Linked DNA regions of Mus musculus: region 2 is linked to region 1. A link is a loop called in an ENCODE intact Hi-C map of the cell type or tissue named here. Cell type or tissue: heart. All regions are shown on one strand. Links, peaks and the distances in the headings refer to the core of each region. The heading gives the core; the rest is flanking DNA.

Region 1 (5,308 bases), core at 309-5,308:
ATTGAATTGGAACAGGGAATCTCCCCTTAGGCATATTAGCTCACACTTGTAATCTCAGCACTTAAAAGACAGAGAAGGTTCAGCACTTAAGAACACACACTGCTCTTGCAGAGTACAGGAGTTTGGTTTCTAGCACTTGCATGGAATGGTTTACAACCACCTCTAGTTCATGTGTGCAGATGTCATGCATACACATATAACTAAACGAAATTGTTTGTTGGGGCTGGGGGATAGCTAAACTTTTTTTTTTAAGATTTATTTGTTTGTTTGTTTACTTATGAGTAAATCAACTGTAGCTGTCTTCAGACACACCGGAAGAGGGCATCAGACTCCATTTCAGATGGTTGTGAGCCATCATGTGGTTGCTGGGAATTGAACTCAGGAACTCTGGAAGAGAAGTCAGTACTTTTTTTGGTGGTGTGTGTGTGTGTCTGTGTGTGTGTCTGTGTGCGCGCGCGCGCGCGTGTGTGTGTGTTCAAGACAGGGTTTCCCTGTGTAGCCTTGGCTGTCCTAGAACTCACACTGTAGACCAGGCTGGCCTCAAACTCAGTAATCTGCCTGCCTCTGCCACCCAAGTGCTAGGATTAAAGGTGTGTGTCACCACTGCCCAGCCATACATTTTAAAAAAAGATTTATTAATGTATATGAATACACTGTAGCTGTATTCAAACACACCAGAAGAGAGCATCTGATGCCATTACAGATGGTTGTGAGCCACCATATGGTTGCTGAGAATTGAACTCAGGACCTCTGGAAGAACAGTCAGTGCTCTTAACCACTGAGCCATCTCTCCAGGCCCATACATTTTTTCTTAAAATCTGGCATTCCATGTTAAGATAAATCTAAAAAAAAATAAAGTTCTCTTATGTGTTAAACTTCTCTCATGTGTTAAGACAAACCTCACAAAATAAAGTCCACCCCCATTGTGTATCAGCTCTGTAATTACTACTCAGACTAACCAATCTATTATTTATTTGGGGAAGTTTCAAACCTACCCCAAGGTTTCAAGAATAACTTGACTTCGACAAACATTAGGTAAAGTTTACCTAATTTCCCTCAATAAATATCCATAACATGCCCGTATGAAAGCTAGTTGCTGTATCATTAAACTTCAATTTCAATTTTGAGCTATATTGCTGTAAAAACAAAAATATTCTCATTCAACCACATGACCACAATCACACTAAACACACACACACACACACACACAAAAGCCAGTGTACCATTATAAGCCTAAGCATGCTTGTGTCTTTCTACAATATTGGAACTTACCAATTACAAAATGATAAGTCACCTCATTTTTTGTTTTTGCTTGTTTTTGTTTTTCGAGACAGGGTTTCTCTGTATAGCTGGAACTCACTTTGTAGACCAGGCTGGCCTGGAACTCAGAAATCCATCTGCCTCTGCCTCCCGAGTGCTGGGATTAAAGGCGTGTGCCACCACGCCCAGCTAGCCACCTCATTTTCATTAGCTGTCAGTCACCAATAAGTAATTTCCCTTCACAGATGTGAACTGTCACTCACAGGTGCCTTTGTTCAGTCTCTCCAACTATTTTTATTTTTGGCTTTTTGAGACATTGTTTCACGGTATGAGCCCTGCATGTCTTAGACTCCCGTTGTAGATCAGGCTGGCCTGGAAGATCTGCCTGCCTCTGCCTCCTGAGTGCTGGGCTTAAAGGCCTGTACCACCATGTGTGACCAGCTTTGTATTTTTTTCTGTTCACAGATCTCTCTCTGGTTGGTTCATCTATCCACTTGTGTTAAGTTTGAGATTTTGTTTCGTTTTGTTTTTGAGACAGAGTCCATGTAGACCAGGCTGGCCTTGAAGACCCACCTGCCTCTGCCTCCTGAGCACTGGGATTCAAGGCCTGTGCTGCCACCTCCCAGTTGCTTTGTATTTTGAGACAGGGCCTCATGGTAAGCTTCGGGATGGCTTACAACTTGCTATGCAAGCCAAGCTGGGCTTAAACTCCAGGAGCTCCCTTGCCTCTGCCTGCAGAATGCTGGGTCAAAGGCCTGGTAATGTTTCAGTACAGATTCGAGATAAGGCAGTAAGAGACACACATGGATCACAAGAACTGTGCACCCAAGTCTGGCAGTGGGCTTCTCAGATTCATTGAAAAGCCATTTTCTGGTATGGATTTCGAACTTTCTATCTTATCACATTAAATATGATTGTTACAGCAAACAATTACTTTTTTTCAATGTAACCAAATTCCAAATCTAAAAACTGCATTGGGGACTGGAGTGATGGCTTACAACCATTTGTAATGGAATCTGATGCCCTCTTCTAGTGTCTGAAGACAGCTACAGTGTACTCATATAAATCAAATAAAATGAATCTCTAAAAATAACCTGTATGTGGTATCTCAATTTCAGCATTGGACAGGTGGAGGCAGGAGGGTCAGGAAACCAAGGCCAACCTCAGGAAACCTGACTCATACACTACCTGTGTGAAAACACACAACAAACAGACAAACAAGGGAGGGAAGAAGCAAACACATACAACCTATAGAAAAGAATATTTTATTGAAACAGTTTCTCAATTAACAATGGAACAAAGTACAATTTGATTCAAACCTGTCCAACCAGCCTGAACTGCTAACTAAAGAACTCCAACACACAGGAGGGAACAGTGAAGGACCTATAGGCCCCTCTGCCAATGTGGCACAAAAAAAAAAAAAAAAAAAAAAAAAAGGCGGGGTGGGGGGTGGAAAGTAGGGTGAGAGGGTGAGGTTGGGGTAGAAAAGACAAAACGACTGACATCAGGTTTGCTTTGCCCCTGCACTGGGGTGGCCCTAGCTCCGGCTACAGGTGCAATACTGGAGGACAGGCACTCTAGGCATGGTTATAGCAGGCAAGGGCCTCTCCTTCCTAGCGAAGTACACTGTCAAGTTGAACCCTGACCCCTCGTCTTTACCCACAAAGCTTGCCTGAGAGTGAGGTGGCATTTTTACATTCACTCCATGGTCTCTCCGTCCCCCAGGGTCTTGGGAAAGGGGCTCACAGTAGATAGCACATTTTTGGTCAGCCCAGGGGGAAGGAGGAAAGAGCATGAAGGGGTAGGTGTCACAGGAACTGGGGCTGACAAGGATGTCGAGTGCCTGCAGTATACTTGCATCCTTGCCAGCCACTCTCCGGACCTGTACTGTCCTGGGTCCAACAACCCATTCAGGGCTACAGGGCTTTCCCTTCTTGCCTGCTCCCCGCTTACTCCAGCCACCAGGGGTCGCATGAACCATGAGAGCATATTTACTCTATAGACAGTCCAGATGAAAGTCTTTGGGCAAGAAGACCATAGTCCTGTCTGCACAGGGAAGGAAAGGACAGAAGAGCCAAGGAGGAAGGACAAGGGAAGAGAAGACACAGAAGAGAAAAGAGGCACTCAGAAACCAAGTGGGACTGAGGCTCTGTAGACACTGGCCCAAACAGGACACTGATTTTGTGGAAGAGGAAAAGATGAAAGGATGCTGTGAAGACTGGCCACTTTCCAGTGACCCATAACATCCTTCCCACTACCAGGTCTCCAACAACTACTGGCAGCCATTCTCTCACTTACCCACAGGCAAAGAATTAAGACATAATAGTGATTTTTCCCAAACACAGGGCCAGAGAGTAGGAGACCAGAGGGTGGGGCTGGGGACAGAACTAGAGCCGGTTTCACCCATAGAGCTACTCTAGGACTGAGCAGCCACCTCCTGTCCCAGCTGAGAGAAGGAACTTGAGCCCCTGAGGGACCAACCCCCACTCCAACCCTGATGTATAATAAATAGAGGTGGTAGGAGAAGGGGCTGGAGCCAAGTCGGAAGGCAGGAGCTGGGGTTATAGTTCATCGTTCTTTGAAGGCCGCTTCTGTCCTGCTGACTGCTCTTCCTGTTCAGGTCCTGTTGGAGGGGGAGGGGAGGAGAATAGCAGTGTAAGGCTCAACAGCCTCTTCTTTCCCTCCAACCCTAACAAGCTGCCAATGCCCCAGGCTCCTCTCTTACCAGCTCCAGGACCTCCTAATTCCAGAGGCTCCGAGTCTGCTGGTTCCGTACCTGCATTTTAGAAGGAAAAGGCCAGTCACTAAACAAGTGAGACCTACAAATCCAGTGGTACACATAGAAGATGTGTGAGCCACATCTGGGGTGTCTCCCTTTTTTCTTTTTTAAATTTTTATTTAATGTTTATGGGTGTTGTGCTTGCACATATGCCTGTGCACTATATATGTGCCTTGGGAGGCCAGAATAGGGAATCAGGTCCTCTGGAACTGGAGTTACAGACAGTTGTGAGCCATCAGCTACAAGCTGAAAACAGAAACTGACTTCACTGAAGAGGAGCCGGAACTCTTAAGCATTGAGTCATCTCTCCAGACCTTTCTCCCACAAATTTTTACATTTCTCTGGTCTAGGGCTATAGAAAGAAACAGTCAGAAAGAAAAGAAAGAAAGAAAGAAAGAAAGAAAGAAAGAAAGAAAGAAAGAAAGAAAAGGAAGGAAGAAAGAAAAAAAGAATATATAAGCCAGGTGTGGTAGTGTATGCCTTTATACCAGCCCTTGAGAGGCAGAGTCAGGTGAATCTATTGAGTTCAAGGCCAGCCTGGTCTACAAAGCAAGTTCCAGGTCAATCAGGATTACACACAGAGAAGCCCTATCTCAAAAAACAAAAACAAAACAACAACAAAAAAGTATATGTTTTGCCCATGCATGTGGAGGCCAGAGGTTGATGCAGGGTTTCTTCCTCGTTGCTTGCTTGCTTTCTTCCCCGCCCCCCCCCCCGCCCCGAGACAGGGTTTCTCTGTATAGCCCCAGCTGTCCTGGAACTCACTTTGTAGACAAGACCTGCCTCTGCCTCCCAAGTGCTGGGATTAAAGGTGTGCGCCATCACACCCGGCTCGTTGCTTACTTTCTTATATATTTGGGGAAGGTCTCTCACTTGAATCTGGAGTTGGTACTTCATCTAGATAAGCTAACACACCTGCTTTAGCCACCTTTCTCTTCCACCTGGCATAGTAAATGGGCAGCCTGGCTGCATGGCATTTACAAGGGTGCTGGGGATCTCAACTCTTAGCCTCACACTGTGCAATTAAGCACTTACCACTGAGCCATCTCCCCAGCCTGTCTTTGCCCTTGTTTTTTTTCCAAAGAAAACGCAATGCTTCTAAAAACTAAAGGCCACCACATTCACCGACCTGAAATAGAGCATACTTGCCAATTTGCCTGCCCCTAGACTAATGAAATGTCTCATTCCCCAGGTCCCCAACTCACCAGTCTCTTCTTTGTCAGGTTCTAAAATGGGTTTCGCCTCTTCAGTCTGGCCTAGAGGGAAACC
Region 2 (5,374 bases), core at 233-5,232, 150 kb after region 1:
CCCTGGACCCTCTTGAAACCCACAGAGTTTTCATTCCTACAGAGTCAATAGTCTCTCCGTGTTCTGGCTACTAAAAAACAATGGCTTCCCGAGCTGCAGATTAGCTTCACGGTAGACTACTTACCTATCCTGAATGGGGTTGTGATTGCGTTCTCAGAGTCAGGGGGAAGAACAACTTCTTCATCAATCTTCATTGTCTAGCCCTTCCTCACAATCCTTGCCAACAGAGAATTAGCCCTGGACATAGTCCACACTTCCAGTTCCCCAAGAACCCAGAGATGCCACGTATGCCAAGGCTGCACGGATAGTTCTATGTCAACTTGACACAAGCTAGAATTATCAGAGAGGAGGGAGCCACAACTGAGAAAATGCCTCAGGCTGGAGAGATGGCTCAGCGGTTAAGAGCACTGACTGCTCTTCCAGAGGTTCTGAGTTCAAATCCCAGCAACCACATGGTGACTCACAATCTTCTGTAATGGGATACCCTCTTCTGGAGTGTCTGAAGACAGGGACAGTACACTCATGTACATAAAATAAATAAATCTTTTTTTAAAAAAGATTAGAAGCCGGGCATGGTGGCGCACGCCTTTGATCCCAGCACTTGGGAGGCAGAGGCAGGCGGATTTCTGAGTTCGAGGCCAGCCTGGTCTACAAAGTGAGTTCCAGGACAGCCAGGGCTATACAGAGAAACCCTGTCTCAAAAAACAAACAAACAAACAAGAGAGAGGGAGGGAGGGAGGGAGGGAGGGAGGGAGGGAGGGAGGGAAGGAAGGAAGGAAGGAAGGAAGGAAGGAAGGAAGGAAGGAAGGAAGGAAGGAAGAAAGAAAATGCCTCTATAAGATCTGGCTATAGTTAAGCCTATAGGGCATTTTCTTAATCAGTGAATGATGGGGAGGGCCCAGCCCATTGTGGGTGGTGCTACCCCTTTGCTGGTGGTCCTGGGTTCTATAAAAAAGCAGGCTGAGCAAGCCATGGAGAGCAAGCCAATTAGCAGCACCCCTCCATGACTTCCGTATCAGCTCCTGTCTCCAGGCTCCTAGCTCCTCTCCTGACTTCTTTCAATAATAAACAGTGCTTTGGGTGCGCAAGCCAGATAAACCATCTCCTCCCCACGTTGCTTTGGTTGTGGTGTTTCTTCACAGCAGTGATAACCCTGACTAGGACCTGTCATTGCTGCTGTCTCCTGAGGCTCCACACTCCTTACCCAAGCGGTCCTGAAGCAGCTCCTTCTCGAGCAGCACCAGCCTGTGCTTGGCCTCAGCCTCCACACCTGTCGTGGCAAACCACGGAGTCTTAGGCTACGCTGATCTCGCCCCTGCCCTGTCTTCCTCCCGCACTTTTTGCAGGATGGGGGAAGATCACTGATACCCAATGCCAAAATCTGACAAATTCATAGCCAAGCCTTCACTGCCTTGTACTTGGTGTGTGCTCAAAAGAAGGGTGAAACAGATGACAGAGGCAAAGGACTAGAGGGGGCTCCAGGGGGAGAGAGGCAGTCTCCGGTCCCCAGCCTGGCCGAATCTGAACTCAGGGCTCTGAAGAGGAGGGCAAGAGAGCCTCACTTTAGCCAACTGTGGTGTCAATGCCTAACTAATGCCAGGCATTGTGAGCACCAGGCTGTCCCAGCACTAGGAGGACTAGGAGGATACGTTTGAGGCTTGCCTGGGTTTCTTAGTGACCCTGTGTCAAAAGAACAAAAGACAAAACCAAAACAAACGCCCTCTGTCTTGTTGCCCAGGGAGCTGGATTCCCTCTAAGGACCTTGGTGTGGACATGGACATGCAGGGGCACTGGCCTTCACCCATGGTGACTCACCAGGACTTGAATTCTTTTTCTTCTTCCGTGCCTCAGCTTTTCTCCCCCTTCCTTTGGTTTTAGGTGGCATCCCGCTGTCCTGACGAAGGGAAGACCTATGTAGGTCAGCATACAGACAGGCTTTCCTGACTCTTACACTGAGTTGGTTGGGGGTTTCTGGAGCATCAGAGTGCCAGTCTCCCAGTGCATCTTACACTTCTATAGAAGCTTCATTTCTTGGTCTCTGGGACCCTTAGGGAGGGCTGGGATCACTGAGGGAGAACAATCCTATGTGCAGCAGTCAGCTTCTTAGAGAAACTTCTGGACATCCCTTCTCTCTCCCCAACTTGTGTACTCTCCTCCTTCCTACCTACCTGCAAGACTTTCTGTTGCTTGTGTGGTGTCTCCCTGGGAAATGACATGTCATGGGGACAGTAAAGAGAGACCCAAGTAGATTGAGTCTAGGGAGGAGCCTGGGTCCTGGGAGCCAATCCAAGGTGTAAAACTTCCTCAAGAGGTGGGACCAAGAACTGGGATGTTGGGTTTCTGGATACTGCACGTTGTCCAGGCAACTGGAAAACTCAGGCAGGTGGGTGAGCTAAATCAGCTCATACAAAGGAAAGCTTCTCTTTTTACCTCCATATCCTAGCCCTAAAGAAGAGGCTTAGGAGCCGAATAGCTATTATTCATGTCTACACAGGCACTACCTGTGGTCTGGAGACTCTCCAGGCTAGGAATCTACAAACTTGCAGTCTGGGAGAGCAGTGTTTTGCAAGACATAGGGAAAGCAGGGATAGCGGCCATCACAGCTACTTTATATCTGGAGGTTTCGTGTGAACACAGTGACATTATTTACTTTAAAACAGAAGGTTTGGGGGCTGGAGAGATGGCTCAGTGGTTGAGAGCACTTGGCTGCTCTCCCAGAGGTCCCGAGTTCAATTTCCAGCAACAGCATGGTGGTTCACATCCATCTGTAATGGTATCGGATGCCCTCTTCTGGTGTGTCTGAAGACCACCAGATACATAAAATAAATAAATAAATGTTTTGTTTGTTTTTTGTTTTTTGTTTTTGTTTTTGTTTTTTTTTAAACAACAACCTGAAGGTTTGCCTCAAAAAGGCTACTGTGGTGTGTGAGGGAAACATGTTCTGACACAGGTAGTTGAAAGGATGCTGACCCACAAAGAGGAACACAAATTAGACAAGAGTCTGGAGTTCAGCTACTTAATTTTGCTCAGCTTGTATTTCTTGGTGTATAAGTTTTGTAGCTCCTGAAATCCCCAGACGTCAGTGCAGTGTTTACAGGACTCCTTTTTCCCTCTCCAGTCAATCTTGCCTTCTCCCACTATTTCTTTATGAGGTTTAATCTGCAGGCAGGGGTTTAGCAGCCCCCAGGCTCCCTGCAGCATAAAGTTGCTTAGGGCTCCCTCTAGTGGACTTGCTTGACCGCCTGCACCTCCTAAAGTTTGCAGTTGGTAATTTCTTGGGCAATATTGGGGGAGATCCCCTTTACGGGGTGTTTTTTAGTATCTTATGTATAATTAAAATTTGATTGTTGGCAGAAAGCATGACGGGAAGCCCTCCCTCCATCTGGGAGAGATCCGTCTGGACCTGTGCCATCTCTGGGCACCATAATGTCACCATACATAGAATTTAAACAAGCCTTCCTCCCTGTGGATTATGGAACCTACAGATCCTTTTTAGGCATGTCTGTCCATTCTAGTCCCTGAAAATGTTGGTCAGTTGCATATTATTAGAAGCAAATCTGCCGAAACAGACACAAGATGTGGGACTATGAAATCACTTCCAGAGCAAGCGGAAGGTCAATACCTGTTTTATTTAACTCCGTAGCACTTTAGATACTGTAAGAGAGAGTTTTAATTTTTATTTTTGATTATGTTCTTTATGTGTGGGTTTGTGAGCACAGTGCCGGGGGGCGGGGGAGGCTACAAGAGAGCTTTGGAGTCCCTTGGAGTCGGAGTTACGGGTAGTTGTGAGCAGCCCACCAGTGTGGTGCTGGAAACCAAATTCGAGTCCTCTTCATGAGCAGGACTCACTTTTAACTGCCGAGCCATGTCTCCAGCCCCGGCTCTGGACACTTTATAGAGCAAAGAGTCCTACTTGTCGTTGTGATGCTTACAGCCCCTGTAACGTAGGGCTGGTGACCCCGTACACAGGTCTCAGATATGGAGAAATCTCATTTTTCATCACGTTTTCATTTATTCTTCCTTTAGAATCTCCGGTCCTTTCCCAGGAGCTTCTCAGGGACTTCTTTCCCTGAATCTCTGTCACTCACGTTTGTGCTTGGAAGGACACATTGGGGATGACAGAACACAACCTAGACCTCATGTTTTAGGAGATCGTGTATTTTACAAATGAGTTCAGTCAACTGACTCTCAGGTGCAGGATCAGGATGTGGTTTGAGGTCAAGGTGAAGTGGAGAAAAAAAAAGGTGCCATGTGTCACGTGATGAACTGGTCCCAACGGAACCCAGAAAGGGGTTGGCGTTGTGCTCAGCAATTCAGCCCCTCTTTAGAAAACAAACCAAATAAAAACTGTGAGAAAAAGGCCAACCTTCCCTTCTCTTTTTATTGACTTCAGTTTAGAAGCGACGATAGGAAAGATCGTTTCTGATCTCACTGTCTCTGTTAATTTTTTTTTTTTTTTTTTTTGGGCTGGGGAAGCTGGAGAAATGGGTCAGTAGTTAAGGGTACACGCTGCTCTTGGAGAAGACCCATTCAAGTGCACACACACATTCAGATTGTTAAAATTAAATCTTAAAAACTTGTATTACATTTAGTGTGTGGTCAGAGGACAGCCCATGGGGACTTGGTTCTATCCTTCTCCCATGTGGATCTGTGGGATTGAACCCAGGTCGTTGAGTCTGGCAGCACATACCTTTACCGACTAAGCCATCTTGTTGGCTCCCTGTCCTCCTTTGAATAAGATCTATCCAGGATGGCTTCTGTTTGCTTGTCTTTTGAGAAAGGGACTTACGTGTAGCTCTGACTGACCTGGAACTCCTAGATTGGGGCCTCTACCTCTGTTTTTTCAGGGCTGGAATTAAAGCTGTGCACCACAGCCTGATCTGGACAAGAGTATTGAGGAGATATATAAGAGGGACAATCATTCACTTTTATTCAAATAGGACATTGGTTATTTATATATTAAAAGAAATGTGACCTGATCAAAAACACAGTGGCCTTGGCCTACACCACCGGCTCTCCCCCTTCCTAATGCCGTGACGCTTTCCGACAGTTCCTTGAGAACCCCAACCAAAAATTATTTCTATTGTTGCTTTATAGCTGTAATTTTGCTATTGTTATGAATTATAATGTAAATATCTGTGTTCTCCAATGGTCTTAGGTGGCCCCTGAGGATCCCTTAGGGGACCACAGGTTGAGATCCACTGGCCTCCAGGAACTGTGAGCTAAGCAGGGTGACATAGCTACTTGGGAGGCTCTTCGAGGAGGATGCTTTGAACCAGATATTTAATGTCAGCATGGGAATCACATTGAGACCTGTCACCAAAAGAGAAAAGGGAGGAGGGGGAGAAAAGAAAAAGGAAAACAACCGTTGCTT

The links. Hi-C counts contacts between places; a loop is a spot of excess contacts. Peaks named below come from ENCODE experiments on the same cell type or tissue, not always from the same donor. Only the 100,000 strongest peaks of a DNase experiment are listed, where the experiment ranks them.
Region 2: a loop joins it to region 1, with 7 times the contacts of the local background. A loop is called at or near these places in 6 of 42 quality-filtered maps.

What each region holds. Positions count from the first base shown.
Region 1 is chr9:44,389,564-44,394,871 of GRCm38, reverse strand. It overlaps Hyou1 (hypoxia up-regulated 1), which reads right to left. Exons shown (of 26, transcript NM_021395.4): 24 at 5,245-5,295; 25 at 3,986-4,036; 26 at 2,503-3,883. The coding sequence ends at 3,822. Among named protein-coding and RNA genes, the nearest start is that of Gm26306, 3.7 kb to the left of the region's middle. In heart, for the core only: a CTCF peak has its summit at 3,212 (motif pointing right); a DNase peak (open chromatin) is centred at 3,191.
Region 2 is chr9:44,237,518-44,242,891 of GRCm38, reverse strand. Ccdc153 (coiled-coil domain containing 153) reads right to left here and starts at 2,215. Exons shown (of 7, transcript NM_001081369.2): 1 at 2,169-2,215; 2 at 1,816-1,894; 3 at 1,205-1,270. The coding sequence starts at 1,885. In heart, for the core only: a CTCF peak has its summit at 3,224 (motif pointing left); no DNase peak of the experiment used is centred there; H3K27me3 peaks cover 605 bases.